Regions from separate parts of the Homo sapiens genome. Here region 1 is linked to region 2. A link is a loop called in an ENCODE intact Hi-C map of the cell type or tissue named here. Cell type or tissue: mammary epithelial cell. All regions are shown on one strand. Each heading gives the region's core, and the rest is flanking DNA. Links, peaks and the distances in the headings are about the cores only. Region 1 has its middle 23 kb from the start of POLE4. Region 2 holds the start of LOC102724497 (a long non-coding RNA gene).

Region 1 (12,167 bases), core at 2,834-10,833, 270 kb after region 2:
TTAAGGCATGAAAAGGACAAGGCCTGTTGCTGGCTTTGAAGATGGAGGGGGGCATAAGGCAGGAAATGTGGGCAGATTTAGACACTGAGAGTGATGATCAGCAGTGAGGAAACAGCCTCAGTCTTACAACCACATGGAACGGAATTCTGCCGGTAGTCTGTCCAGTTGAATGTGGATTTTCCCCTCAAGCCTCCTCAGAACAGCCGGGCCAGCTGACACATTCTGACACATTTGCTTTGGCCTTGTGAAACCCCGAGCAGAGAATCTAGTTATGCCATACTGGACCTCTGGCCTGCAGAACTCTGAGGAAAATAAGTGTCTAAGGTGCTGAATTTGTGGTAAGTTATTATAGCAGCAATAGAAAACTAATATACTTCTCACTGAAAGTCAAGGTAAAAAAAAAATCAGGAATACTACTGTAGTGGAAAGGATCCTGGATGGGGTCCGGGAGACACTGGTTTTCATCCTGCTACTCATTATCTCCCATGATGTGTTAATCACTTACCCTTCCTGAGCTTTCTCTTACCAATTAAGTGGGTTATTTTAAAGTTTTTTCCACAGGACATATTTTTCTTTTGTGAACTTTATTTTTTTCAGCAAAATTTACCTATTTTAGTGTGCAGCTCTGAACATTAAATACCTAAAATCACCATCACAAGGTATAGAACAGTTACATCACCACAAAATTCCCTCATGCCACGCCTTTGTAGTCAACCCATCCCACCAATAATGTCTGTGGAAACCAGTAATCTATTGTCCCTGTGATTTTGCCACCTCCAGAATGTCATATAAATCAAATCACACAGTATGTAGCTTTTTGAGTCTGGCTTCAATTTAGCATAAGGCATTTAAGGTTCATCCATGTTGCATGCTATCAGTAGTATGTTCCTTTTTATTGTTGAATAGTGTTTTGTTGTATGGGATGTAAGTACCACAATCTGTTTATCTGCCAATTGAAGGGCATTTGAGACTTCCAGTTTTTAGTGATTATGAATAATGCTACTGTAACATTTGCATATAGGTTTTTGTGTGAACATCACTTTTTGTTGTCTCTTAGGTATATAGGAGTAGGATTGCTGGATCTTATTTAAGTGTATGTTTAATTATTAAAGAAAATGCCAACTATTTTCCAAAGCGGCTGTACCATTTTGTACTTATACCAGCAGTGTTTAAGAATTTCAGTTGTTTTGCATCCATGTCAGCAGTTGGTATTAAAAATTTTTGCCATTATAATAGGTGTGTAGGGGTATTTCAATGTGGTTTTAATTTGCATTTACCAGATATGTATTATGTAAATATTTTCTCCCAGTTCCACAAGACATTAAATTTTGAAAAAAATGCTATAAATGGTTCTTAGCTGCACTCAGCTCTGTTGGTGAGATGACTCAAATGAGGCACCTGTGCCTTCCAGGGGACTCCTCACTTTTCCACCTTTTGGTATAAGCCCCTGTGGAGAAGCAGGGCTTCCTTTGTGGTCACCAACTCCTGTGCCCTCCTCCTGCCTCAGTGTCTATCAGTCACGGGCTAATGGATCAGAAAGAGACCAGGCATTCCCAGTATATCTGACTGGGAGCACTAAAGCAGAATTTCCTGGTGGTAAAGATCATGCTTGGAGACGGGGAAAAGCAAGCTATTGAAATCTGATATTAACAGTGTGAAGGACTAATATTCAAAAAGAATCAGAGAACATTATGCTAAAAAGTAGAAAACTGTCCTATTTATTTATTTATTTATTTATTTTGAGATGGAGTCTTGCTCTGTCGCCCAGGCTGGAGTGCAGTGGGATGATCTCGGCTCACTGCAACCTCCGCCTCCTGGGTTCAAGTGATTCTCCTGCCTCAGCCTCCCAAGTACCTGGGATTACAGGCACGTGCCACCACACCCGGCTAATTTTTTATATTTTTGGTAGAGACAGGGTTTCACCATGTTGGCCAGGCTGGTCTCAAACTCCTGACCTCAAGTGATCCACCTGCCTTGGCCTCCCAAAGTGTTGGGATTACAGACATGAGCCACTGCGCTCGACCTAGGAAATTTAAAATGTGTTCCTGATTTCTTCATTGTATCTGAATCAGGGATCTGACATTCCTCATTCAAGGCTTCATATCTCTGGACATCTTAACACTTAAAGCATTTTTCTTTTTTTCCCCTAATTAGCTCAGAATGTTCTCTGTACCATCTTGTATTTTTTATACTGTTTAAAGTTTTGTGTTTCTTCTTCCTTCGTTTCCTGTAGGAAGCTAGTTTCCCTGATCAGATCTACAATATCTAGCTAACTTGGAATCTTCAAGAAAAATGGATGGTATGCTGTATGCATATCTGGATCAGGATGGTGAGGTAGATATGTCTCACAGTCTCTCTAATGCCTAATTTAATAAATGAGCAATCCCTGCCCCCCCCCCACCAAGTTCATACAAATTAGCAAAATATTTTGCCCCAGCAGTCAAGGAATGGGGCACGTTGCAGTGCCACAAACTTTAACAAGCAAATAAGGAATGACATGGAAGATTCTAGAATTGAGAGGAAGTGCATGACACAGAAAGGTTTCTAAACCCGTCTGCCAGAAGTCATAACTATAAGTCACCCAAATCTTGGAGAGTTTTTATACTCTCAGTCAGGAGGAAATTAAACCAAAGGGTTGGTAGCTTTTCCCTTTTCTGACTGTGGAGAAGTGGAAAGGGTTCCTGGGGAGAAATGGGTGAAGCAGATGGAGATGAACTCTTCAGTGGATGTGAGGGCTATAGGCTAAGCTAGAGGATGCATCTAGAGCTAAGGGGATGGAATGTAGCTCCAAGTAGGCGGAGTAAATCCTAGTACTGTGTGTTAAACCTCCAAGATGGCACACCTTCTAAGCTGAATCGTCCCTCTCCACTCACCATACCTTCAGGTCAGGTATATAGAAATACATAGAAGCGCCCTCAAACTGCAGCTCAGTTGAGAGCACAAATTGACCTCAGGTGTAGTGGAAAGTAAAGTGGCCAAGAAAATGGATGCCGGAGCCAGAATCCCTAGTTTCTTATCTGCTACTTAGGAGGCATTCGAGAAAGGAGACTCTGTGAGTCATATCCACTTCACCATTAAGAGATTAAGTTACGGCCGGGCGCGGTGGCTCACACCTGTAATCCCAGCACTTTGGGAGGCCGAGGCGGGCTGATCACGAGGTCGGGATATTGAGACCAGCCTGGCCAATATGGTGAAACCCCGTCTCTACTAAAAATACAAAAAATTAGCCGGGCGTGGTTGCGGGCGCCTGTAGTCCCAGCCACTCAGGAGGCTGAGGCAGGAGAATGGCGTGCACCCAGGAGGCGGAGCTTGCAGTGAGCCGAGATAGCGCCACTGCACTCCAGCCTGGGCGACAGAGCGAGACTCTGTGTCAAAAAAAAAAAAAAAAAAAAAAAAAAAAAAAAGATTAAGTTATTTAAACAAGTCACTTAATTTCTTTGTGCTGAAACTTTCTAATCTGTAAAATGGGAATAGTGATAATACCTCAGGATTCTTGTGAGGATTAAATGAGTTAATATATGGAAAGCTCTTAGAACAGCACCTGGCACATATTAAGTGCCATATAGTTGTGTCAGGTAATATTGTTATTATTATATCACAGCAAAATGGAAAGACTGCCCAAACATGAGCAGAGTGAAAAGAAATAGCACAACTATATAATAAGCAAGAGCAAAACCAAAAAGTGTCCAAAGGCAAGGAGCCCAGTCTAGAAGAAAGCATAGTCCAAGGTACAGAAGAAAATTCCTCCTGAGTGTTTGAATTACAGAATAGTAACATCATAAACTCAATGAAACGAGCCCAAAAGCTAACTAATACGTAAAGAAATGAAGGGGAGGTTGCAGACCTCACTTTTCATTGCCAGTCAATTTATATTCTCTAAAACGGAAACATGGTTTAAAAAAAAGCTTGAATTTCTTTTTTTTCTTTTTCTTTTTCTTTGTTTTTTTGAGACGGAGTCTCGCTCTGTCACCAGGCTGTAGTGCAGTGGCGCAATCTCAGCTCACTGCAACCTCTGCCTCCCGGGTTTAAGCGATTCTCCTGCCTCAGCCTCCCGAGTAGCTGGGATTACGGGCACACACCACTATGCCCAGCTAATTTTTGTATTTTTATTAGAGACGGCGTTTCACCATGTTGGCCAGAATGGTCTCAATCTCTTGAACTTGTGATCCACCCGCCTCGGCCTCCCGAAGTGCTGGGATTACAGGCATGAGCCACCATGCCTGACCTTAAAAATAGCTTGAATTTCTTAAATTTTTATAGTCTCTTAACCTTCAAGGAGTGTGTTCAGAAATCATTTTTCTTATGCCAAAGAAACATTCGAAGTCCAGCATAAAGTTCATTTTCACTTGGAGCTTTTCCTTCTGTTAAATTTTCTTCTAAAGGCAACTTTAGTATTTTGTAATTAAAATAGCAGGTGTTGTATTATTTTATGTAAGTATTTCTGTTTACCTGTCTGCTCATTCTACCCATCTTTCTCTCATGGAAGTATGTGTAAAGTGATTTTTACTTAATGATGGTTATTTCTAGGTGGTGCAATTTTTTTTAATCCTTTGTCTGTATTTTTTTCTGCATTGCTTAGTATATGATGCACATTGTTGTGTTGTGAGGAGGGACCAGAAGAACTAGGAGGAGATTGGAAAAACTTTGTGATACTAGGCTGGGACTAAACAGTAAATCTCTGAGCTGGCCCTGAGATTGCTTGTCCCAGTGTTGCCTATTGGTTTCCCAAGAGCGATAAAATCTCCCAATTTTCTGGAAGCCAGGTTACACTTTTTTTTCTCTGTGTTCTCTGGGACCTGGGAGGTGATAGCTCCTCTTGGACAATGATCTCTGTTCCAGTACAGGAGTTAGAGCCCCAAAGGCAACAAGGATCTCACTTGTAGAGTGCTACAATATGCCAGGCATTCTCATGATGCATTATTATTCCCACATCACAGAAGAGGAAGTAGGCTCAGAGATATTAAAAGAGTGAGCTTGAATGCTCACAAGTGCAACTTCCTCTTAAATGGTTCAGAATAAAAATTTCAGTGATAATATAGTATAGGTAATAAAGAGAGTGAGAAATTAAGTGGTGGAGCCTAGCCTGAACTGTAATTCCATGATTCCACCCCCCTCATTCTCTAGGAATGACCTGCATTCAGCCACAAATGTCTTCTAGGTTTTCTGCACAGACTGCATTGGGCCCAGATAGGTTGGAGAAAGTTGTCTTTTTGAGCCCCTAGCCTCATTGAAGAAGGCAGCATGCTGAGGCAGAAGGGGCATGGATTTGGAGTCAACAGACCTAAGTTAACTCTCACTCTGCTCTTTCCTAGCTGTTTAGCACTGGCAGGACACTCTGCTTTCTTGGTCCACTGTTTCTCTAAAACGAGGATGTAGACATGATAACGATAGAGGGTGTACTTGGAGCATCCATTGTTTTGGGCCCTGTGTTAAGCACTCGAGGTGCAAGATCTCATTTAAGTTTCCTGACAGCTCTGTGCAGAAGGTACTATTATCTCCATTGTACAAATGAGAAAACTGAGGCTTAGACCTAAGGTCACATAGGAATTAGGGTTAAAGCTGGGATTTGGATCCAGCCAATGTGATTCCAGGGCTTATTTTCAGCAAGCTACACTGCGATGGTCTCTAAGATCCCTGAAAGCTGTCAAAATGAGGTTTCCAGACACGAGTAGAACTGACTGTGTGGGTGGTGCTGTGAGGGCTTACCACAAGGCAATATTGGACCACCTCTTCAATCCTTCATTGGTGGCAGCCTGCTGGCCATACCTACTCCTTGATTTCTCTCCCCGGTTAGCAAATCACTTGAGGCCTTCAATTTAATTCCCTCTGAAGTCAGACTTCCTAAAAACAAAATCCACCCATTGTCCCAGATCTCCATTTCTCCATGGAGAGTTACAAACATACAGAACTGGATAGTGGCCAATAATTAATCATGCTAATGACATGTCCTCTTTAGAGAGTGTGTGCATGTAAGTGTAAATACCTTTGTGTGTCTTGTCCATCCTCACCTAAGCTTGTCCAAGGATGTGATGTACATGTTTTCATGTGTTAAAGACAACATTTGAAATGTTACTGCAATAAAACTAAACATCACCTATCCTATAAACTAGCAATTGCCTTAGGCACTTACTTAAGGAACATGAAAACATATATCCACTAAAAGAGTTATACATGGGCTGGGCACAGTGGCATGAACCTATAATCCCAGCACTTTGGGAGGCTGAGGCAGGAGGATCACTTGAGGCCAGGAGTTCGAGACCAGCCTGGGCAACATGGTGAAACCCCATTTCTACTAAAAATACAAAAATTAGCCAGGCATGGTGGCACTCACCTGTAATCCCAGCTACTTGGGAGAGAGCCTGTGAGGCTACAGGCAAGATGGAGTCAACCATGCCATATTTGTCTCACTGTTACAATCTTTGCAAGGGCGATTTCAAAATCAGGGTTAGGCTGTGATGATTTTAGAAATTTCCCTTGAGTTTTCTGAGAAATGACAATTACACTTTTCAACGGATTCTGGCCCAGAAGCCTCCCAGACTTTTTTCAAGCCACATACGGAGTTTAATACACAGAGTTCTCATGTATCATTCACTACAAGTTATCTGAACCTCAGAAATGTATTGTCCCTGCTTGAAAAATTTCTTGTAGTGCAAAGGAAATGTGTGAGCATCTGCTCAGAATACCATAATCAAGAGCCTTGTGCTCCGAATAATATGCTCTAGTATGCAAGCTGTGGTGGGCTCTCCCCAAGAATTTGGAACAAGAGGTAGGAAGATTGTCCCTTGAGAGTAGAACCTTAAAATAAAGCGATTCAGCCTCAGACTCAACTTGACCTGATCAAATATATCTAAAAGAAGGCATCAGTAGTAGGGGACACTGGTCAGTGATGAAAGTGAGGAAGGAGTCCCAGAGACAAATGTTGCTAGGGCCTGTTCTACACTACATGGGGTCACTAGAGCCTTAGTCAGTGCCTCTGTGTATAGTGCTATGGTCCCATTGGCAAGACAGACCTGTCAGCCTGTCCCATTCAGGTACCTTTAAACACTGCAATCATATATCCAACTTCCTTTGTTCTGAGCCCACCTTTTCCAAGCAACAGTTTGATGCTGACTTGGCTTCCCACGTAACTCTGTCTGTAGGGAGAGAAGGTGCTTGTTATGGGAAGTTGGACTATTTGCATTCACTGTGACATTGATTTTTCTTTGTGAATGAATGGGGCCATTTCTGGCTATGATTTTTCAATCCTTGTTGCTTCACTGTGGGGAGATGAGAGGATGTGGTGGCCATATTTACTTGGAATATTTCAGTCCTCGTGAGTGATTCCACTTGTAGATTGCTGACTCGCCAAGCCACGGACAAGCAAGGGATACGGGCAAGGAATATGTTCTTAGAAAATTCTATACTACCAGAAAACATATATGTTAAAAGAAAATTTCCCACAGGAAGTGATATAGGAAGGAATTGAGGCATTTTGGTCACTCATACTTGGGAGACTGCAGACTGCATTATGCCCATATTTATAAAATTCTATAAATATTTCGATGTTTCAGATGAGTTGGGGGAGGAAGAAAGAGAAAGGAAAAGCTGTAGAATCAGGAGGAGATGATCTGGCCTCATTGAGGGTGTGGGGCATCGTGGACCAGTTCCAAAATAATTGAAACACAAATGTCCAGTCTCAACACAAGACAGAGAGCACTGCCACTCACTGGCTGTTGTGCTGAATTACCTGGCAATGACAGGCACGGTTTTCTGTATTAGTGTAAAGATTAATTTGTTGTAACAAATATGCCTAGAACATACTGGCTTAAATAAAGTAGAAGTTTATTTCTCTTCCTTGTAACACTTCAACTGATCTAGACTAGCAGGGCAGCTCAGTTCCATGGGGTTATTCTGGGACCCAGGCTCTTTTCATCTTACTGCTTTGTCTTTCCTTACTATAGCACTGTCCAATAGAATTTTCTGTGATGATGGAAATGTTCTACATCCATGGTGTATAATATGACAGTCAGCAGCTACATCTGGCTATTGAGCAGTTGAAATGTGGCTAGTGTGACTGAACCAATGTGATTAGTTCAAAATAAAAATTGAACTAAAATTTTAATATTGATTTTAATTAATTTAAATGTAAATAGCTGCAGGTGGCTAGTGGTTACTGTACTTAAAAGAGCAACTCTAGATCAAAGGTGGGAGGTCTCCAAGTCTAGTTCTAGTTCATACGAAGAGGGAGGAGAGTGTTAGTAGGACAAGGTGCTTGTTTTTAAGTTGGCAATGACCCAGAAGTTGCACACATTATTTTAGTTCAAATCCCATTGACCACACTTAGTTAACTGGCCAATCCCTACTTCAAAAACAGCTAAGAAATACAGTATCTGGCCAGGAGGCCGTGTGCCCAGGTACAACTTTATTATTATGGTCAAGTGACAGATTTTAGTGGACATCCAGAAGCCTAAGCCACAGCATCTCATCTTTGCAACCCTTAACTGTATGACTGTGTAGAATGCTCATATGAGCATTTCTAAGCCTGCTTAATAATACCCATCACAATTTCATGAGGTTATTGTGGGGGTCCCATGAGATAACACTACTAAAACTCTCAGCACAGTGCTTGGCACATCATGTTCAGTCAACATTAGACATTGCTATCGTAGCTTTTCTTACCTATAATCTTGGCCTTCAGTAATGCATACTGAGCCTTCCAGACTTTCCTGTTCTGAGTGTGGGTTGCCTATGGTAACAAAAGCTCTAAATAAGTAATGAGGGCTATTTCAAAGACACATAAGGGAAACACCAGACATGTACATCAGACACTGAGCTTGGCTAATGAGAGTATGTTTCTGAGAAAAAGGTTCATTTTATGTGCTGACAATCCCAGGTTTCTCGGCCTGAGAAATACTCACTGAGATTATTAATGTTACCATGAAGGGGCTCTTTGGAGACAGCTGGAGAGCTGGACAGCCAAAGACAGACAACATGTCCCTTGCCCTCCCCACTCCCTAATAGAGTGCAGGATAGCAAAAGGAGAAAGACATGCTTTTAAAAAGATGTCTGTGCTGGTCAGCTTGTGATGTTTCTTGATGAGCCGATAATGAGCGCATCTCTACCTTATTAGAAAAGATAAATAGAGACTGACTAGGGCGCTGCAGGGCAGTGACAGCTGTAGAAATTATCTGCTCTCATCTCAGGGATGTCACACCAGTGTCACAAAACAGAGATCAACATTTAGCTTTTAAAATTACCTGAGTAAAGATAGTGAATTCACTAGAGACTGTCAATGCATTTTAAAGAAATGTGTCATTTCAGAATAAGCATCTGTGAAACTGTATTTCAAAACATTGTGTGACAGTATTTCTTATTTGTCTTACCTGCTAAAAAGAAACTTTGTGCCTTCTGTGTTTAGAAATAATAAAATACTAATCTGGTGAATGCTGGATGAAAATTTTAGGGATAATTTCTAGATTCCTCCTCTTTAAATTGTTACTATATGGCGCATGTTAAAAACGAAAGCTAAATTGGGTTTTTGTTTTCTCTTAATGTCCCTCATAATCATGAGTGACATGAAATACAGTGATTTCATGACATAGTTTGTAAAAGTGAGAAGGTCTGTAATTCAGAACAAGTATCCTAGTAGAGAAAAATGTCAGACATAACCGAAATGGGGAGAGAAGATTCCCAGGAGAGCTTGTGATCTACCGCTGAATAGACCTGTGGAGGATTTGACAAGGGAATTCCACTGCACTCAACTTTTGTAAAGGGCAAGATTTCTCCCAGGGTCTGATTCTCACAATTTTATATAGCTAGTGGTTTAGGAATGATGGTATAGTCAGTCCTGAAGGAAAGTATCTATTTAAGTTAGCCTTGAGAGCCAGGATTCAAAAGCTGGGGACAGATGGATGGAGGGTCCCCCTTCAGTTGAAGCTAGGAAAACACTACCCAGTATTTTAAAAGAGAATTTTGCATTTGTGAGACACTGAGAATAAACATGCTTGCTTCACAGCTGATGAAATCTCGTGGAGAAAAGACAGCTAAGGGATCATTCTAAAGGGAATGCAGTCCTCCTGTGACTGCCCTCAGGCCCTCGGATAAGGTCCAGACTGCTTAGTAAGACTTCAAAAAGTCTTTGTGATGGGACATTGCCCACCTTTCTATGCTGATTTTCCCCTCTCCCCTCCCTGTGCTTCAGCTGCTTTGGAGTTCCTGAGGAAGCCCTGGTCTGAGGCTTCACTGATGCTGTTCACCCTGCCTGGTGTACTTTCTGCCTCTTCTCCTCTCCCCTGTTTGCCTGCCTAACTCCTACTCACTGTTTAAGTCTGAGGCCAGGAAGGTTTTCCTGTCCACCCTCTAGAGGCAGGTAAATGCCCTTACTCTGGGATCCCATATCCCTCTCTCTTCCCATCACAGGGCTCGCCACACTGTTGAGTAATTGCCTGTTTCCCAGTCTGAGCCTCCCATTGGATGGCCAGCTCCATTAGGGAATGATGGGGTCTGTCTGTTTTGTCATTACAGCCTCAGTGTCCCCACTCAGGGTCTGCTGTAAGACAAATAGAAGATTGATCTCAAAAATCTCATTAAGATGTTTTTGGTTTAAAAGAGTAGTAGGTAAATCTATGATTACTATGGAAAATTAAAACCACAGAAGATAAATTTAAAAATGTAAGTTCTTTTTACTCCCACTCCACAGTCAATCTCACCATCCCCATAGGTAACAACTGTTACCAGTTTGCTGTGTTAACCTTCCAACCTTTTTGTATGCAAATTTCATATTCATAGATATATAATTTTAAGGCAAAAAGCAAGCCATATAAGGGTACATATGTGAAACACACATGTTGACACACCCAATTTATGTTAAAAATATATGTGTGTAGTTAACATTCTAAGTTGTCAGCAGCAAATGAACCGTTGATTTTAAACAAAAATAATTTAATGTAAAGTAGCTCATAAAATAAGCAGGAAGGCTAAATAAGCAGATTTGAAAAATGGGCAGGAAGAACAGGAAGCTGGACAGCCGGCAGCACAGCTACACTTCCCCACAGAGCAGGTCCCATGAGGACCCTGCAGCTGTCCTGCAAGCCCTGAGCTCGTCGGGGGTACCCGACTGTCTCCAGCAGGGCAGCTTACTGCTGACCAGCAAATGCTGATTGATGCTGTTGCTAGTGTTATGATGAAGTCCAGTCCACCCCGACCCCCAGTGATCTTTGCACTGTTAATTTTTGACTTGAAGGACCAGTCAGAGGACTGGTCAGGGCTAGGCAGGAGACTGCAACCAGCTGCAGTGGGACTGAACACACAGGTGTCTGGAGACAGGCGGCCTCTCCCTCCTACTAGTTCTCCTTCCTCCCAAGCTTTTCTTTTTCAATATTCTTTTGTTTTCTTTTAATGTTTAAATTTTGGATCCATCTGGGATTAATTTTGGCCCACAGAGTGACATAGGAATCCAACTTTACTGATTTTCTGAGTACTCAGTTTTCCATATGTCATTTTATTTTTTATTCTTTTTTTTGAGGCAGATTCTTACTCCATTGCACAGGCTGGAGTGCAGTGGCATGATCTCAGCTTACTGTGACCTCCACCTGCCGGGTTCAAGTGATCCTCCTGCCTCAGCCTCCCGAGTAGCTGTGATTATAGGTGCCTGCCACTACACCCAGCTAAGTTTTGTACTTTTTTAGTAGAGACGGTCAGGCTGGTCTCGAACTCCTGACCTCAAGTGATCTGCCTGCCTCAGCCTCACAAAGTGCTGGGATTACAGGTGTGAGCCACAGGGCCTGGCTTCAATATACCATTTAAAAAGTAACCCATTCCCTAAATTCCTTGACACATACACCCTCCCAAGACTAAACCAGGAAGACCAATAACAGGCTCTGAAATTGAGGCAATAATTAATAGCCTACCAACCAAAAGAAGTCCAGGACCAGATGGATTCACAGCCGAATTCTACCAGAGGTACAAAGAGGAGCTGGTACCATTCCTTTTGAAACGATTCCAATCAATAGAAAAAGAGAATCCTCCCTAACTCATTTTATGAGGCCAGCATCATCCTGATACCAAAGCCTGGCAGAGACACAACAAAAAAAGAGAATTTTAGACCAATATCCCTGATGAACATCGATGCGAAAATCCTTAATAAAATACTGGCAAACCGAATCCAGCAACACACCAAAAAGCTTATC
Region 2 (12,167 bases), core at 2,321-10,320:
GTGCCCTGTAATGACCTTCTCCTCAGTGATTATGTCAGTGAAGGCCATGTGGGGACCTGGAACTCTCACCCTCACCAGCTGTAATGAGACACTCTACCCCAGTGGAGTGTCCACAGAGGCCAAGTGAGGACTGTGGACTTACACAACCACCTGGCAATTATGAAGCAGCAGTCCCCTTTCCTGACTGGCACAGTGTCAGACAGGGCCTGCTAAAACAGAAAATTTAAATAAGATATAATGTCTTATATAATTCCCCCAAAGCCCAGGAATTAATAGAAAATCACTCATCATGTCAAGAACCAGGAAAATCTCAACTTGAATGAGAAAAGACAACAAATGCCAATGTTGAGATGACACAGATGTTGACAAAAATTTTAAAGAAACCATTATAAAAATGCTTCAATGAGTAGTTATAAACATGCTTAAAACAAATTTAAAAATAGAATGTCTCAGCAGGAAAACACAAGACATAAAGAGGAGCCAAATAGGCTGGGTGCGGTGGTTCACCCCATTAATACCAGCACTTTGGGGTGCTGAGGTAAGAGGATCGCTTGAGCCCAGGAGTTTGAGACCAGCCTGGGAAACATGACAAATTCCTGTCTCTACAAAAAACACAAAAAGAGCTGGTGTGGTGGTGCGTGCCTATAGTCCCAGCTAACTCAGGAGGATGAGGTGGGAGGTTGGCTTGAGTCCAGATGGCAGAGGTTGCGGTGAGCTGTGATTGCATAATTCAAGAAGCTAATGAACCTCAAACAGAATAAACTGAAAAGAAATCCATGACAAAGCACATCATAATCAAACTTCTGTAAAACTAAGACAAGACAGAATGAGAGAAATGACACCTTGCACAGAGAGGGAAAATAATTTGAATGACAGAAATTTTTCATCAGAAACTGTGGAGGCCAGAGGGAGGCATCACACATTTTTCAAGTCCTGAATGAAAAGAACTGTCAGCCCAGAATCCTAATTCAGTGAAAATGTCATTCAGGAATAAAAGGGAGATTGCCTAGCTATATTAAAACATTATAATTTAGCCTAATGTAATTTTCTAGGCAGTTTCAGTCAGTTTTTTGCTACTCTCTGATGTTCAAGATAGAAAAAGTTATTTTACAAGCAAGCTGAATACAAAATAATGGAAATAGTTTGTAAAACCAGTATATATTATATGCCTATATTGCACATGTTAAAGCACTCCATTATAATACAGTATGTAATCTACTGTTTTTGAACGGTTTTGTTCAGCATTTGGCTATTTAAAAAATATTTATAAAGAGATTTATTTCTTTCAGTTCTGGAGGCAGGAAAGTCCAAGGTTGAGGGGTTCACATCTGGTGAGGGCCTTCTTGCTGTGTCATCCCATGGCAGAAGGTGGAAAGGTAAGAGGGCATGTGTGTATATGTGTGACGGGGTGGAAAAGAGCGAGAAGGAGAAAAAGAGAGAGAGAAGTAAGAAGATCAAAATCACCCTTTTATCAGGAACCCTGTTTTATCTGGGAAACATAACAGCATTAATCCGTTCATGAAGGCAGAGGCCTCATGACCAAACCACCTCTTAAAGGTCCTACCTTTCAACATGGTTGCACTGTGAATTAAGTTTCCAAGAATATTTGGCTCTTAAGTACATTTTTGTTGTTGTTTCCATTTAGAATTTCTTTTCTAGAGCTTGCTTTAATTTTATTCATTCAAAACTTTGCACTTGCTTTCTTTTCCTATATTTATTTCCTTTTTAGGTTATGAAGCTTTTTGAGGTGGAACCAAGCACAATTCTTGGATCTAAATAAGCATTTGATTTAAGTTATCTTTGAGCTTTTAATAACTTAATGAACATTCTATGCTATTCTATGGGAAATGCTTGAGTTTTTCATTTGCTTATATTTTCTTTATCAATTTTGTGTCTTTTGGGTAAGTAAAGGACATAAAGTATGGAATACCTTAATAAGACAGTGAATTAAATCTATTCCCCTGATTTAACTACGAAAAAAGTCAATAATAAGAAAACAATCTCCCCTTCCCCAAATAGGACAACTATTTGAACAACTATTCAACCAAAGACAATATATGGATTGGAGACAAGAGGATGCTCAACATCATTCATTAGGGAAATACAAACTAAAACCACAATGAAATATTACTGGTTACCTATTAGAATGATTAAAATTAAAAATACTGACCATATCGGCCAGGCATGGTGGCTCACGCCTGTAATCCCAGCACTCTGGGAGGCTGAGGCAGGCAGATCACCAGGTCAGGAGATCGAGACTATCCTGGCTAACACGGTGAAACCCCGTCTCTACTAAAAATACAAAAAAAGTAGCCAGGCATGGTGGCGGACGCCTGTAGTCCCAGCTACTCGGGAGGCTGAGACAGGAGAATGGTGAGAACCCAGGAGGTGGAACTTGCAGTGAGCCGAGATCATGCCACTGCACTCCAGCGTGGGTGACAGAGCGAGACTCCATCTCAAAAAAAAAAAAAAAAATACTGACCATATCAAGTATTGGCAAGGATATGGAGCAACTAGAACTTTCATACATTGCCAGTGTAAAATGGCACAGCCATTTTGGAAAACAGTTTGGCAGTTTCTTACAAACTTAAACATATACCTACCATGTGATTGAGTCATCCCATGCCTAGATATTTACCTAAGAGAAATGAAAGCACATATCCATACAAAGAGTTTATATGAATGCTCATAGACACTTTATTTATAATAGTAAAAAACTGGAAACAACCCAAATGTCCATCGATGGATGAATGAATAAATATCTATGAGATGGAATACTACTTAGCAATGAAAAAGAATGAAGTATTGACACATGCAGCAACATGGATGAATCTCAAAATGATTAAGGTGAGTAAAGAAGCCAGACAAAAAACAGTACATATTGTAAGCCTCCATTTATATAAAATTCTATAAAATCTAACATAATTTATAGTGATAGAAATCAGATCAGTGGTTGCCTAGGTGTGATGGGGTGTGGGTTGCAGGGGGAGAGATAATAGAAGGCCACGAGAAAACTTTTGGGGTGATGGATATGTTTATTATCTTGATTGTGGGGCTAGTTTATCAGGCATAGTCATATGTGAAAACTTATCAAATCGTACACTTTAAATGGGTGTATTTTATTATATGTCAATTACACCTCAATAAAGTTGTTTTAAAAACTTTAGGAAGAATATGAGCTATAAGTCAGTCACACATTAATTAACGTTAATTAATTTTCTTTCTTTCTTTTTTTTTTTTTTTTGAGATGGATTCTTGCTCTGTCGCCCAGGCTAGAGTGCAGTGGCGCTATCTTGGCCCACTGCAACCTCCATCTTTGGGGGTAAAGCGATTCTCCTGCCTCAGCCTCCCAAGTAGCTGGGACTACAGGCGCACACTGCCGTGCCTGGCTAATTTTTTGTGTTTTAGTAGAGATGGGGTTTCACCATGTTGCCCAGGCTAGTGTTGAACTCCTGAGCTCAGACAATCCGCTTGCCTCGGCCTCCCAAAGTGCTAGGATTACAGGCATGAGCCACCGCACCCGGCCCCGGAATCTGCATTTCAACAAGCTCTTCTGATGGTTCCTCTGCATCTGGGAGTCGAGAAGTTCTTGCTCTATGGCCTCTGAAGTTGCTTCGAACCCAATTCAGAATCTCAACCCACTCCTCTGCCTTTTCTAGTCATAGTTACTTTTCCTTAAGTGCCACACTGGCATAAAGGCGTTCGATGTTCCACTATCTTTCCTGCAGGTGTTCAGCACATGATCGGTGGTTTCTAGGGTCTGCCATGGGTCTTACTAATTATTTGGAACCAAATATAACAGAAAACAAGTTTGGAATTCTAAAAAATCCCTTAAAAACCTTTTTAAAAAATCTTGGACACAGCAGCTGTGAATGGTCTGGGCCTGCCTGTGCAGTTATTGCTGAAATTACTGGGGCTGTTGAGTATTTGGAAATCAAATCCCAGAAGTGAATTGGCTGTGCCAATCAGTTGTAAAAGGATCTGGCCCTGGGAGGTTTGATGGGTAGGGGCAAATGGGGACATGGGAAGAGGGTGGGAGGCTTCAGGACTGCATGAACTGAGTAGAAAGATTTGGCCTTTGGGGACAGAGCATGCAACGGGCAGCTGTTCCCGGTGACCTGGGCATCTGGGACTTACTGAGGGAGAGACGTGATCTTGGCCTAGCTGACCACCATCGAAACCACTCATCGGAGGCGTGGATGCAGTTTGCTGGGAAGATGAGCACCGATCTGTCTGGTGGTCACATGGAGGGCTTTGCAGATCTCTGACACTGGATATTTCCCCTTGCCCTGGTGCCAAGGACTAGGGGAGAGATCACTCTGGGCTTGAGTCAGGGACAGGGATGCCAGGCACAGCGAAAGAAGATGACTGTGGTACAAACCCAGCTGATGAAGTGGAAAATAAATAAAAGAGAAGGAATCAAGCTGGTTCATGTAGGAAGCATGCACACACTCATCCCATCCATTGTTCCACATCGGGCACCTCCCTGAGCTAGCTGCCACTCCTGCTGCACTCTGCCACTCCTTGGAAGGCAGCACAGGGCAGTGGTTAGAGCCTTCTCTTTCAGTGTCAGACAGGCCTGGGTTCATGTCCAGGTCTGCCACTTTACTTACTAGCTGTGGGATGCTGATGAGCCCAAGCTCTCTCCTAGCCTGCTTCTTGATCAGTAAAATGACAATGACTAGAGTACCTAGTATATGGAGTTACTGCAGGACTTGAATGTGCCAATACATCTAACATGCTTAGCATAGGGCCTGATCATGGTTGGCATTTGATAAGTGCTAGTTGTTATCATTATTAATATTACTAATCATCAAAGAAAGATCTTCAGTTGGATATTTGGGCAAAATTATGAAATTTATCCCTAATCTTTTGATTTACAGATTGGTGTGGATCTGTTATTAAGTGTTTTCTTTTTTTTTTTTTAAGTTATCTTGTTTCCTGACTCCTGAATTGAAGAGTGTTTCTTCTATGAATTTCTTTTCTTACAGAAATAAAATTGAAAGAACTTTTAGAGAACTGACATGTTAGACACAGTCTTGAGCTTCATAGAGATCACAGTCTGTCAGGGGAGAAAGAGGACGAAAATAAGCAATTTCAGTACAGGGGAGGAACATTTCAAAAGGGGAATGTGGGGTGCTAGGAAGGAGGGAGATGCATGAACTTAACACACCTGTCACTTCTGAGCAACTGGTACTTCCAGCAGCCCCTCCTGCTGCCCCCTCCATGCTTCCCTCTGAAAGCAACACCTAATAAGCCATTAATAAGTCAGAAGAAAAGGTTTGCCATGAAGAAAAGGCTCTAAGTATATTTCTTTTAGTTTCTTGAAATTTTCAAGTCTGATTTTAGGAAGTTGCCATAACTTGAAAAATTTCAAACACTGCATGAGCATCTAGCAAAAGCTTGTAAAATAAAATGAGTGCTCATCACATTTAGAGGAATTATAAAGGCAGCTGTGATACAGGAAAAAGAGCCCTAGTCTTGGAGAGTGGAGCTGTGTATGTGCCCTGGTTTCAGGTGCTGTATGATGATATCAGGCATGGCACTAAACTACGATGAGCCTCAGCTTCTTCATCTGTAAACTGGGGATGAGGACACCTACCTCCCAGGATGGTAGAAGGACTACATATGATTGTACTAGATACAAAAGTAAAACAGTGAACAAACAGATGAAGATTGTTTATCTGGGAGTTTAAAACCCAGAATCTTCCAAACAACAGAATGCTGAAAATAGTAAAGACTAGCTAAGGTTTAAAAGACTAGCATTTATTGAATCCTTACTGTGTCTAAGCATGGAAGACATTTTATCTCATTTAATTCTCATAACCTGTGAGATAGATACTCTCATCATCTGCATATTACAGGTGAGAAAACTGAGGCTCAGAAAAGTGAAGTAATTTGTCCCATATTCCCAAACTAGCTAGTGTCAAAGCCTGACTTTTTGACACTGGATGTTTTGAGCTCAGAGCACTTTTTTTTTTTTCTTGGACATTTTGAGCTTAGAGCACATCCTCTTTTATGTTATATTCCTGTGCTTGTGTGTATTATCTCATTTAAAACGCACAATCCTATGTGGCCTGTATATTATTCCCATTCAGTATGTGAGGAAACTAAGTCACAGAGAGAATAAATAACTTTCTCAAGGTCACCAAGTAAGTAAACTGGAGTCAGGTTCAAACTCAGGCAGCCTGACTCCAGGGCGCTTCAACCACAATGCTAATGGAATTATTCTAAAATGATTTTAAAAACAATCATTCATTTTCAAAATCATGGTATCGGAATGCGTGAAAAAAGACTTGCTATGGCACAGAGAACATTGTAATGGGGTAACCCGCCAGGCTAGGAATGACCCAGGTATGACCACTGGTCATGGCACAAGGCCCTTTCTGAGCAATATAGGCAGGGCAGAGCCTGCCATGATGGAAATCACAGTAACATCATGGAGGTGGCGCTGGTAAAAAAAAAACCAGCTCTGCCCGATGTGCATCGATTACAAGACCTGGTGGCGAACATATGTTTTACAGCCCTAAATTGCATTCGTGCAAATATTTATCATCCATCCCCTGCCAAATCCGCATAATGGAAAAACAAACCAAAGGAAAACCTCCAGAGGATGTGAAGGCTATATCAAGTCTCTTGCCAATTGTTGTGCTCTTTGGGCGTAATATATCTAAATCTTAGTAATTCCAGGATTTCCAGTAATCTGGAATATCCGCTACCCTGTCCTGAAAGCCCTCCTCCAGCAGTGGGCCGCCCAACTTGAGTTCGCTCAATTTCCTCTTTCACCTGCAGGTGGCAGCACGAGTGCCGATCGCTGTCAGGCGAGGGCGCTCAGGGGTGGGAGCCGAAGAGAGTAATTTAGGGATAGAGGTGAGAACGGAGTTAGACACAAAAGTAAGATCACATGAACTCCGACTTCGGATGGAACACATCATCCATTTAAACCCTCGAGCCGAGCTCAACTGGAAACTCCACCTAAGTAAGCGTCGTGGGCCCTGGAGCCCCGCGGCTCAGGGCAGGCCGGGGCGGGGCGGACGCAGCGCGGTTTGCCCGCCTGTGCGGAAGCCTCCGCAGTCCGCGGCTGGCAGGGCCTGGGGCGGTCTTTCGCGTGGGTGTCCGTCCCTCCGCAGCCGTACTGCCGGCGCCAGGGCCGGCTCTGCACATTTCGTAAGGCCTTACATGGCTGCACCCCCCCCGCCACCGAGGACCTGAGCCCGCCGGCCGCCCTCCCGCGCTCTCCCGCCTGGGGACTGCGAGCTCCGCGCTGCACCTCCAAGCGGGGGACGCCTGCGGACTCCACCAAGCTGCCTTCCCCCGTACTGCTGTCCCCTGTGGGAGCAGAGGAATCCGACCCAGGTCTGCAGGCGAGGGACAGGAGGCTTCTTTAGACCTGACAGGGTGCGGGTTATTTTGTCCCTCACCTTTCCTGCTCAGGGACCTGTCCTCCTCCGTCTCGTTCCATGCCTTCTCTCCTCCTCTTAAAGGATGCTAATCACATTCAAGCCAAAAGATTAGAGACTTTTCTGTGTCCTTCGTCAGGAATGCTTGGATTTGTTAGGAAGGGAACTGGATACAACTTCATGAGATATAAGGGTGTAATTTCAGACATGTGCGTTTCTTTCTAGGATTATTTAAATTACACCTCAACTCACAATCGGCTCATGCCTTACAACCATCTGTGGCTAAGAGGCAAGTCGGACTTCCTGGTAAACCCTCTTCTCTTAGGTGAAGCATGGAGCTGTGACCTTATTAACCTGAACAGCAATTGGGAGCCTCAAAATAGAAAAAGCAAAAACTCAGGAAAGTTTATTTATTTATTGTTAAGACAGAGTCTCACTCCATCACCCAGTCTGGAGTGCAGTGGCGTAATCTCGGCTCACTGCAACCTCCGCTTCCCGGGTTCAAGTGATTCTCATGCCTCAGCCTCCCGAGTAGCTGGGATTACAAGAGCCCACCACCACGCCTGGCTAGTTTTTTTTTTTTTTTTTGGTATTTTTAGTAGAGACAGGGTTTCGCCATGTTAGCCAGGCTGATCTCGAACTCCTGGCCTCAGGTGATCTGCCCGCCTCAGCCTCCCAAAGTGCTGGGATTACAGGCATGAGCCACCATGCCTGGCCAGAAACTTCTTTAATCAACATTGATTTTCCAGGAATAGAAGTTGTATAATAGAGAAAGCAGCACCTGAGTAGGGCCTTAGAGTCTAGAAGGTGCTTTCAGTTACAGGCTTGGGAGACACCCATTACTCATATGGTCTTCGATAGGTAAGTATTAATCCCTGGTGTTTGTAGTCATGATAATTACCACTTGTGAACAATGTAGCTGGTGTCCATTGTCCTCCACCAGTACTGCAAGACAAAGAGTCATTAACTAAGTAGATGACACACTCCTCTTAGTTTACACTCCGTCCCACTTGCCCCCCACCTCCATGAAAGCAGGTATGATTATTCTCCTGTAAAATTATTTTTCCTCCTACTTTCCTGACCTGAATTCAACTGCCTTTCTGTCTGCTCAACCTTCTGGTGAAGATTTCTGCCTCTGCCCCTCCCCATCTCACCTTCTAATTCCTACAGACTCCTCCCTAGATTGACCACCCGGGAATGACTGTCTAGATTATACATTATGAAATTTGATTATAGTTGATTAAACACATTGTTAAATATTGCCCTGACTTGTTTTCATTCTACTTTCTGAAAGTATAATCTGAACTAGCTGTGAGCTTTGAGAGAACAGGAACCATATTGATTAATCCTAGGCTTAATAAGATGTATTAAAAAGAGACAATAAATATTTAACAGTTGAGTATGAAGATGAAACTTTATTGATGAGAAACAGGAAATGTCATCCACTCAATCTTTCCATTAAAGTTTCCTGAGTTTCAACTTTGTGCCAGATCCTGTGCTGGACAGTGTAGAGGAAATTAAACATGAGGAAGACATGGTCCTGCCCTGATTTGTAGGAGATAAAGCATTCACACAGCTCACCAGAAGGCAGTATAAATGCCTCAGAGTGCTGGAAGCAGAGCGCTACCATTCAGAGGAGCAAGAAGAGAGCTCCTGTGGCTGGTGGTCAAAGAAAAGTTCACAGAGAAAGCAGCACCTGAGTAGGGCCTTAGAGTCTAGGAGGTGCTTTCAGAAGGCAAAGATGTTGTGTCAAAGTTAGGCAGAGGGAAGAGTAGGAGCAAAATTAGGAGGGGAAATAAGTCGTAAAATTTATATGGGAAAACCAAGCAATGCAGTTTGACTGCAGTGATGCAATAAAAGTAGTAAGTGATATTTATCAAGAACCTACTGTATGCTGGATATTATTTACTTTATATATATATTTTTCATCTTATCCTCATAATCACACATGAGGTAGATGCTGCTAATACTACCATTTTATGGATGGGGAAGCAGAGGCTCAGATGACTTAAATAATTTACCCAAGGCTATAGCACTACTAGGTTGGGATTCGACTCTGGAGCCATGCTATTCCCCCTCCAAGATATGTGTGGGAAGAAGAGAGAAGTGAGATTAGGGAAATTGTTTGGCAGGTCCTATTAAATTGTACCTTAAATGTCAGAATTCAATTTGGTTAAGTAATAGGGAGCCACTGAAGATTACTGAACAGGTAAGTCACCTAACTAAAGTCAGACTTTAGGAAGATTGATTGGTAAGATGGATTGGAGAGAACAGAGACAGAGGAGGAGGAGAAAAGACCAAGTAGGAGGTGAATGCAAATGGGAGATGAAAATTGTTGACCCTATTCACAGTCTGAATGGAGCAGTGAGAATCCAAAGTAAGAAATTGTCATGGGAGACATGTCAGAAGTAGATTCTTTAGGGCTTGGTGACTTGGTGAAGTGGACGGTGAAGGAAAGGGTTGGTGGTGAATCCAAGGCATTGAGCTGAATCCTGAGGAGATGCAGCATTGTGGTCAGGTGGGAGGAGGCAGGCTGAGCTGCTTCTGGATAGCTCCTTTTGGTTGCTTAGTCGTGTTGGTGGGACTGCACTGGGCTATATTTTGGTGAACATGCACAACAGACAGGGTTGATGCAGGTCTGGGACACTGGGAAGGGGTTAGGGATGAAGTTGTAAGATCTGGGAGTCCTTCACGTGAAGCCAAGGGAGAAAGAACCCACCTAGGGAATGAGAGTAAAGAGAGGAAAAGAAAGAATCTAATGGAACCTTGGGGAGGGATTTTATTCAGGGAGCAGGAGGAAGACAGGTCACAGAAGGCAGGAGAATGACCAGTCAGAGAGGAGTGAGATTGAGAGGATATCAGGAAAGCCAATGAGAGAACATTTTAAGGCAGAGCGTGGTCACCAGTGTCAAAGTACTGTAGAAAGTCAAGGAGGGTGAGGACTGAATTTCTTTGGCAACTAAGGGGTCACTGGATCTAACAAAAGAGGATGAGATAAATACATTACAGCTCATGTATGTGACAGAATATTCCACAGACATTAAAAACCAGGTTTTCAAAGAACAGGGAATTGGCAAAGTGTTTATAATATAATGTTAAAGAAAAGAATGAGGAAAGAAAGAAAAAGAAAGAAATTAAAGCGTAAGAGAGGATACAATTATGTCTATAAAACATAATTCCAAGTTTATTTTGTCTGCCTACCTTTTAAACACAAACAGAATATTAACATATACTAGGGAGTTTTCCTTTGTTCTCTGCCAGGCTCTTGTGCTTTTATTGAGTGAAGCAAGGTTATGAGCAGAGCCATGGAATTAGAAGGTTATGAGCAGAGCCATGGAACTGGAATTTGAAAGACTGGATTGCTTCAAATTAGAAAGGGCTTGGAGCTACTTGCATGAAGGATCCAGGGAAGATCAGGAAGAGGGTAGCAAAGGGCAAGAGTAAAAGGGTCACGAAGGAGGCAAAGAAGGCAGAACAGCCTGGGTAGGGCAGAGTTTGGGAGTGAGTCAGACAAGGGAAATATTGGCTGGGTTAGTGAGACCTGGAGGACACAGGTGGATATAAAAGGTCTTTTGTGCTGGTATTTGCCAGACTTAAACGATGTGATTCTTTGTGCTATGTATTTGAAAAACTAAGGCAAAAAAGTCTAAATTTATTTTTAATGACTTTGAATGTTGAATAGATGATTCATTTTTTTTTAAAAAGCATTCACAATGGATAATTTCAAATCATACACAAAAGCAGAGAAAACGTTTTAATGAACCTAATTTACTCATCCTTTGACTTTAACAATTATTAGTGCATGGCAATCTGTTTCGCCTATACCCCCACCTATTTCCCCCATCCCATTACTTTGAAGCAGTCATTCCATCTTTAAATATTTCAATAGCTATATCTAAAATAAATGTTCCTTATGTAAGCATAGTATTATCATGCTTTAAAAATAACAATAATTTCTTAGCATTACTAAATAAATATTCAGGATTTTCAGATTCCTGATTGTCTTATAATTTTTGTAGTTTATTTAAATTGGAATCCACACAAAGTTCACCTTTTGCAATTGGTTAATCTAGCTTATGAACATCTTTTTAAGTTACAGATTCCCCTTTCATCTCTTTTATTTTTCCTTGAATTTTTTTTCCTGAAGAAATCCACAGTTGTAGGGAAAAGAAAGAGAGATCAGACTGTTACTGTGTCTATGTAGAAAGGGAAGACATAAGGAATTCTATTTTGACCTGTATCTTGAACAATTGCTTTGTTGAGATGTTGTTAATTTGTAACTTTGCCCCAGCCACTTTGCCCCAGCTATTTTGTTCCAACTTTGAGTTCACAAAAACATGTGTTGTATGGAACCAAGGTTTAAGGGATTTAGGGCTGTGCAGGATGTGTCTTGTTAACAAAATGTTTACAAGCAGTATGCTTGGTAAAAGTCATCGCTATTCTCTAGTCTCAATAAACCAGGGGCACAATGCATTGTGAAAAGCCGCAGGGACCTCTGCCTTGGAAAGCCAGGTATTGTCTAAGGTTTCTCCCCATGTGATAGTCTGAAGTATGGCCTCGTGGGGTGAGAAAGACCTGACCGTCTCCCAGCCCGACACCCGTAAAGGGTCTGTGTTGAGGTGGATTTGTGAAAGAGGAAAGCCCGTTGCAGTTGAGATAGAGGAAGGCCACTGTCTCCTGCCTGCCCCTGGGAACTGAATGTCTTGGTGGCTCACACCTATAATCCCAGCACTTTGGAAGGCTGAGGCGGGCAGATCACCTGAGGTC

What was found. Peaks named below come from ENCODE experiments on the same cell type or tissue, not always from the same donor. Only the 100,000 strongest peaks of a DNase experiment are listed, where the experiment ranks them.
Region 1: a loop joins it to region 2, with 6 times the contacts of the local background. A loop is called at or near these places in 2 of 110 quality-filtered maps.

What each region holds. Positions count from the first base shown.
Region 1 is chr2:74,975,084-74,987,250 of GRCh38, forward strand. No RefSeq gene overlaps it. Among named protein-coding and RNA genes, the nearest start is that of POLE4, 23 kb to the left of the region's middle. RefSeq lists an enhancer at 8,869-9,370. In mammary epithelial cell, for the core only: a CTCF peak has its summit at 7,706; no DNase peak of the experiment used is centred there.
Region 2 is chr2:74,708,397-74,720,563 of GRCh38, forward strand. It overlaps LOC102724497 (a long non-coding RNA gene), which reads left to right and starts at 6,903. Exons shown (of 3, transcript XR_427047.5): 1 at 6,903-6,979. It also overlaps a transcript of SEMA4F not described here. RefSeq lists a silencer at 7,030-7,289. In mammary epithelial cell, for the core only: a CTCF peak has its summit at 6,797 (motif pointing right); DNase peaks (open chromatin) are centred at 4,445 and 6,905; H3K4me3 peaks cover 841 bases; H3K27ac peaks cover 1,281 bases.